Linked DNA regions of Homo sapiens: region 2 is linked to region 1. A link is a contact called in ENCODE Hi-C data. All regions are on one chromosome and are shown on one strand. The core of a region is the stretch at or near the end of the contact, and the rest is flanking DNA. Distances in the headings are between cores, read along the strand shown.

The links. Hi-C counts contacts between places; a loop is a spot of excess contacts on that map. Pooled maps may share reads with other maps.
Region 2: a pooled map of gastrocnemius medialis shows a loop between it and region 1 (2.8-fold over the local background). The contact joins the promoter of SLC36A2 here to the promoter of MYOZ3-AS1 in region 1. A Hi-C loop is called at or near these places in 1 of 50 pooled maps.

Annotation. Positions count from the first base shown.
Region 1 is chr5:150,671,219-150,674,717 of GRCh38, forward strand. It overlaps MYOZ3-AS1 (MYOZ3 antisense RNA 1), which reads right to left and starts at 1,251. Exons shown (of 4, transcript NR_186487.1): 1 at 898-1,251. MYOZ3 (myozenin 3) reads left to right here. Exons shown (of 7, transcript NM_001122853.3): 4 at 379-432; 5 at 537-690; 6 at 1,122-1,284.
Region 2 is chr5:151,345,540-151,349,048 of GRCh38, forward strand. It overlaps SLC36A2 (solute carrier family 36 member 2), which reads right to left and starts at 2,020. Exons shown (of 10, transcript NM_181776.3): 1 at 1,758-2,020. The coding sequence starts at 1,921. It also overlaps a transcript of SLC36A1 not described here. RefSeq lists an enhancer at 1,533-2,446.

The DNA.
Region 1 (3,499 bases), core at 1-2,500:
CAAAACACCCGCCTTTGCTATGTGCCTAAGACAATGCTAGCTAAGCACTTTGCAGGTATCTCATTTAATGCTCATAGACCCCTCTGAGGAAGAGATCTTCATCACCATCATCCTCATTCTATCGAGAAGGACATTGAGGCTCAGGGAAATTAAGTATCTTGCCCGGACTCGGCATTACAATAGCAATTAACATATATCGAGTATTTCTCGGTCCCAGGCACTGGGTTTAGCGTTGTAAACTAGTAACTCATCCTTGTTCCCCGATGATGGGCGTTAGGATTCTTGCCTCCCCCCGACCTTTTTTTTTGGTGGAGGGAGAACCCTGGTCCCCTGCCCCGCTGAGCTTCTCTGCGGTTTATTCTACCCCCTCGTTCCCAGATGCTGGCCGGAAGCGCCAGGAGGAAGGTGACTGGAACAGCGGAGTCGGGGACGGTGAGCGTGGAGGGGAGCTCCCTGGAAGGGAAGCTGGGGGAAGGGGAGCGCGGCTGGGGGCGGGAGGTCGTCGGTGGCCTCTGAGAACCCGCCCCTGTGCCCAGGTTGCCAATGCCAATGGCCCTGAGGGGCCGAACTACCGCTCGGAGCTCCACATCTTCCCGGCCTCACCCGGGGCCTCACTCGGGGGTCCCGAGGGCGCCCACCCTGCAGCCGCCCCTGCTGGGTGCGTCCCCAGCCCCAGCGCCCTGGCGCCAGGTGAGTGGCCTCCTCGGGTCCCGGGACCAGGGCTGGGGGGCCTGAAGCATGGGTGTGCTCCCCATGGGGCAGGAAGAGCACCCAGAAGGCTAGTCCGCCCCCTTCCCCAACACACACGCGCACGCGCGCACTCCCCTCGCCAGACCACGAGCCGGAGGGGCGCCGCGCCCCAGGTCACACAGCGAGTCAGCCAAGGCCAAGACCAACCCGCGCTGCGAACTCGTGGCTTCCTCACTGCAGTCCTCCGTGTTTCCTGGGATGGGGAGGGGTCTCCTGTGCTGGAGCAACTGTGGCTTCCCATTCCCGCCGTCCTCTCCCCTAACTCCGATCTTCCCTCCTCCAACCGCGTCCGCGGAATGGGGGTGGGGCGAGGTGGGGTTGGGGGCTGAGGGTGGAAGAACGGAGGCGCTCCCTTCCCCCCGCGCCCCTAGGCTATGCGGAGCCGCTGAAGGGCGTCCCGCCAGAGAAGTTCAACCACACCGCCATCTCCAAGGGCTACCGCTGCCCTTGGCAGGAGTTCGTCAGCTACCGGGACTACCAGAGCGATGGCCGAAGTCACACCCCCAGCCCCAACGACTACCGAAATTTCAACAAGTAAGGCGGGGCGGGCAGCCCGGGGGACAGACCGGGAGGGGCGGGAAGCCAGTCACAGCCACAGCGGGAGCCTGCGTTTCCTGAGCACTTTCTGCAGGCCAGGCTCTGTCCCCAGCGCTTTCTATTCATTGACTGAGCTCTGGCTGGAACAGCGCCTCCGCACCTGGTAGGTGCTCAGTTAACGTGGGAGAAATGAAGAGTGAAGGTGCCGCACATCTTGGATATTCTCCAGGACATGGTGGGCGGGTGCTATGAGTTTTCCTGTTCTGCAGATGAAGAGGCTGCGGCTCAGGAATATGAACAACCCGGCCAAAGCCACAAAACAAGGAAGCACCGGCAGGGCCGGGATTCAGGTCTGGGTTTGTCTGACTCCAGAGCCCAGTGCCTTGTTCTCCATGGCTGCTGTGTGCTACCTCTTTGATGAACATCTAGATTTGTGTCCTTCTCTGAGGGGTCCCCAGATTTCAGCAGTTCGAGGCCAGCTCAGCTTTTCCTTTCACCAATGGCCTAGAAGAGGCCAACAAGGTAGCTTTGAGGCTGCCCCAAAGTGGAGAGTGGCAGTGAAACATTGGACGCCAGAGTGAGGGCCACAGCGCAGTGGCCTATATGGGTTTAGAGCGTGAGGCCTCCACGTGGACTTGAATGCAGACCCCAGGCCTGCCCGTGTTGACCTTGGGCAAGTGACTTAACCTCTCTGAGCCTCCATTGCCCCACCTGTAAAATGAGGGGTTTATAGTACCTGCTTCATAAAGTTGCTATGGAGATGACACGAGAAGCCATAGGTAAAGTTTCTGGCAAGTAAGACACTTGCAACAAACAATAGCTATTATTGTTGTTGTTGTTATTATTATTATTTGAGACGGAGTCTCACACTGTCACCCGGGCTGGAGTGCAATGGCGCAATCTCAGCTCACTGCAACCTCTTCCTCCTGGGTTCAAGCGATTCTCCTGCCTTAGCCTCCCTAGTAGCTGGGATTACAGGCGCCCACCACCGTGCCCGGCTAATTTTTTGTATTTTTAGTAGAGACAGGGTTTCACTATGTTGGCCGGGCTGGTCTCGAACTCCTGAACTCGTGATCCACCCGCCTTTGCCTCCCAAAGTGCTGGGATTACAGGCATGAGCCACCGCCCCCGGCGTATTATGATTATTATTTACAGCTGAGATGAAGTTTGGACAGGGGAGAGCTTGAAAGGGATACATTTACCATTCTGCACTGAGGGCCTGAAAACAAACCATAGGAATCAAGACAGGAGCTTGGCACTGGGGGAAGGCCTTGGGCTGAGGAGTGCATGTTAACTGCATTGGCTTCCTTGGTCTGGTGCTATTTTTGAATATGCTCCTCTGGTTTGGGCTGCATTTAGTGAGGAAAAGGGGAGTCCACAGAGAGGACGCCACGGTCCTGCTCTTCTGGCATTTGCTCAGACCACACGTGGAGACTGGGTCTGTCTAAGACAGACGGGTGGGCGCCAGAGCCTAGCTAGGCCTGGAAAATCAGCACATATGAGGAAGGGCTGAAGGAACTGGGGGTGATCTGCCTTGAGAAGAGACAGCTCCAGAGGGATGTGACTGCCCTCAAATATCTGAATAGGCAGAGACTTCCTGATGGGAAGAATTGGGCTTAGCATGCGCTGTGTGAGTCACGAGCCATTAACAGACATTCTGGAGTTCCCTGGCAGGCAGGACTGCCCTATCTCCTCCTGGGCCCTCAGACCCTGCCTGCCCAGTCATTTGAAACCTGCAGCAGACATTCAGTCCTGGCAGGCAGCTTCCAGGCTGGGCCACTCAGGTTGCATCTCCCACTGATCTCATGCCTCATGTATGACAGCAAGGCACATTCCCACCAGCAGAAAGAGGCTCTTAGGGAGCCCTGCATCCAGACCTCTTCTGAGGGAGAAAGACCAACTGAGGCATAGAGAAGAGAAACAGCAGTTTGGGTGGCCAAGATGTGCTCAGCTTCCAGGGTCCTGGGCTCCCAGTCAAGGGCCTGACTGTGGGCCTTGCATGGCTTGGACACCACCCAGCCTGTTCCTGTGAGGCCTGGCTGTTGCCACCAAAACTGGGGTGGTCCAGGCAGAAATGCTTTCCTGGCTGGGACTCAGGCCCTGGCTCAAGGTTTGTCTTTCCACCCCAGAGGCAAGCACTCTCCTCTTCCCACTGGTCCCAGGCTGCTGGAAAAACAACACAAGCAATGATTTTTATTTTTCTTAAAATTAA
Region 2 (3,509 bases), core at 770-3,269, 680 kb after region 1:
AGAACAATCGAGGGAGAAAGGGGGTGGAGAGTCCCTGCATGCCTTTCTCCCTGTGGGTGTCCACATCGCTGACCGAGCACTACACCCTACTCGCCAGGCTAGCAATGGGCTTGTTTTGCAACTAGGAAAGGGTCAGCGGGTTACTTTGGAAATTTCTAACTAAAGTACTTAGGAAATCAGAATTTAACTTTGGGCCACTCAACCAACTTGAAAACATAGTGCGGTAAGTCATGCAAAGCACCAAACTGGGAGTTGGGAGACATGGGCTCCAACTCTAACTCCTTTCTTTTTGGTCACCTTGGACTGTCATCTTATTCACAGCAGCCAACACTTACAGACACTGTGTCTGGGGTATTTATGCTCAAATCTCCCAGGAGGAGAGAACTATCATTGACAGAGGAGAAACTGGACACAAAGAAGTTCCAGCATTTGCTCTAGCTGGTAAGCAGCTAAGTGGGAATTCGAGTCTGGGTGAGCCAACCCCATCGTTGCCACGCTTACTCAGCCCGTTATTTGGCTTCTCCCCAAGCCACGTGTCTCCCTTTAGCTCTCACTTGCTTTATTCCTTTGATCCTTAAGTTGCTGAAATTGCCATCAAACCTTGTATCAGTTCAGGACACAAGAGACAGGTGGTTCCCTCAAGGCCTCTGACTGAGAAAATGCCTCTACTTAGCAGTGGCTGGCCCCAACTTACAGACAGCACACTCTCAGGGTCACTAATACTTAGCAACTTCCAGGACTAGCCCTGGGGCGACAGCACAGGCAGCAGGGCCAGTCACTGTGTCCATCCCTAAATTGTCCTGCTGGATGGCTGTGGGGAGGGGCTTTGCCTGCCCCTTACAGTCCCTCCCTGCAGTGCACCCCCGAGAAACACATCCTCCGATTTTGTTTCCATGCACCCTCCTTTAGTTCACACTGCCACCTGTTTTGCATGTCAGAAAACTGGAACTTAGAGAAGGAGCAGAGAAACCACTTGAACTCAGGCCTTCTGATTCTCTGTCCAGTGCTCTTTCTACTATCTAGTGGTGCAAAAACTTTCTTCTTAAAGCAGCAGAACCTCTTCACTACCACACCCCACACCTTTTGTTCCTAAGTAAACTAGCAAGTCTGGTTGGGTGGTGGGGTCAGATGTGGGGAAGGGAGCTGCAGCCCTGTAGCTTGGCTTCCCTCTTTTTTTATGTTTTGGAAGCCTTGTGAATAACCCCCACTCCCCACTCCCTGGAAAGTGGAAAAAACTAGAACTTTCCACAAAGTGTGTTTTTTAGAGTCATCTATGCTTCTCAGTTGAAGTAGAGGCCAGGCTTACTGCAGGAAGGAGGCAGGGAGGAGGAAATACTTAGTGGTCAGTGAGGCCACTGTGGTTTTAAGCTCAGGACTCACCTTCTCCTCCAAGTAGTTAGGGATTCTACCTCTATCCCCAATCTTAACATCGCTGGCCAGGAACAAAAATGTGGCTTTAGGGCCAGCACTGAATTCTAGCCCTTATCCTGCCAATGACTCAGTATGTGGTCCAGGGTAATTGAGCCTCAGTTTCCCCACCTGTGCCTTTTGGGATCTGGATCACTATGTCCCTAAGGGCTTTTCTGACAGCCTTTACTTCTGCCTCAGCTTGACTCAGCCCATGACTGCACCTTTTGCAACCTTGGTTTCTCATCTGCACAGTGGGTTGAGGGTCAGACACACCCACCTCAGGGTTTTTGCCAATGCAAGCTTCAGGCTAGAAAGCAGAAATAGGGATGGCAGAAAACAGCACTCACGTTATGCCCTTGGTCTTCTTCAAGCCTGCTGACTCTGAAGGACTTTCATCCAAGAATGTAGAGTCCTTGTTCTCCAACTTCTTGGCACTTTCAGGAGGCGACATAAGGTCCAATTTGATGGCAACGGCTCCCTGGGGACCCTCAGTACTTTTTGTCACAGACATGACTGCTTAAGAAACAAGGAGCTCGGGGTGACAAAGAGGTCTGCTCTGGAAGGAGGGAAGCAGGAAGGTGTCTAGTGTAGATGTACACCCCAGCACAGTGGTGTGTGCCCGGGCTGGCTCTGGCCAAGCTGGAACGAGGCCCCGCCCACCTCCCTGGAGGGCACCTCTTCCTGCCTGGAGAAGCCAGTGGACGAGGACTCCTGGGAAGAGGAGGAGAGGAAGGAGGGATTTGGAAAAGGCATCACCCATTCGTATTGGTATTACTTAATAATAATCATAATGATAACTATTATACTGATAATTTTAATAACAAATATCTATTAAGCCCTGTACTAAGGGATAAGCAATCCTCTAAGTGTTTTATCTACATTTTCTCATTTAACCCTATCAATTAAGTAAGGAGAAAACTGAGGTTTCTTGAAGTAAAGGAATCTGCCCGAGGTCAGATAGCTAGAAAGTGACAGAGTTGGAACCTAGCCCAATTTGTCAAGGTTTTCAACCAGTAACCTATTTCTGTCTCCAAGAAAATACCTACAAATCCCTCTCCTTTTATTCATCTCAGGGTAGAGGTTTCCATGTCTCACTGGCTCCACAGTCTGCTGTAAGACATCCCTTCTTGCAGCACCCCATTCTTAAATTGGAACAAAAAAGGGACAGTCACTCAGTCATCTCTAATTAATTCTTAGCTTTTGTGAGGCTCCATGGAGTGAGTAAAGAGTGTTCTTCTGGAAACGGGGAAGAGGCTGAGATTGTATGACTCCCAGCCACAGTTTGCTGGGCAAGATACTGGCGCCAGGAGGTGGTGAGATTTGTCTAAGGTCACACATGAAATCCAGGATAGAACTCTGCAGCTAAAGATGGTCTTGGGCGTTTCTCTAGTATCCCACTCTCTGTCATTATCTCTGCTTCAGTGCAGATGAACAGGCCAAAATTTCCTCCTCCCTCAAAATTACAGCTTTTGACTCAAGCCATACCACTCTCTCCTCCATCATCTCATCCCCAAAACTAACATTTCTTAAGGGCTTATTACATGCCACAAGCTTTGCTTAGCTAATGTCACTGCTAACTGGTAGCATCCAAGACAGATTTGTCAGGCCCCTCCCTTACATGGGGCTCTTTCCAAGGTCCTGTATGCAATTTTGAATGGACAATTTTGTATTGCTTTTTTCTTAAAGAGGTCCTCCTTACCACTACTTTCCCCTTCTCCATGGGATAAGCTTCAAGCTCCACAAAGCCTGGCTACTTCTGTGGGTTAGCTTTGTTAGTTTGTTTTTACAGATGTGGAAATTGAGGCTCAGAGAGGAAAAGAATAACTTGCTGGAGGTCACAGCTGGAACTCGGTAAATCCGAACTCCCCGCTAGCCAGGTTTTTTTTGGTTGTTGTTGTTTGTTTTTTGTTTTGTTTGTTTGTTTTTTCTGAAGCCTGCAGCTTTGACCACAGCACTGTCTCCTTTGTTTTAATGCTGGCCCCACCCTGCCAGCTTCTTGTCCTGAATCAACTGAAACACTTGCTGTGATTTGAGAAGTGTTATTCCCTTGTCTGGCACCATTACATGGCAGTATTACTGGTCTGTGAAGTAGCAGGCTG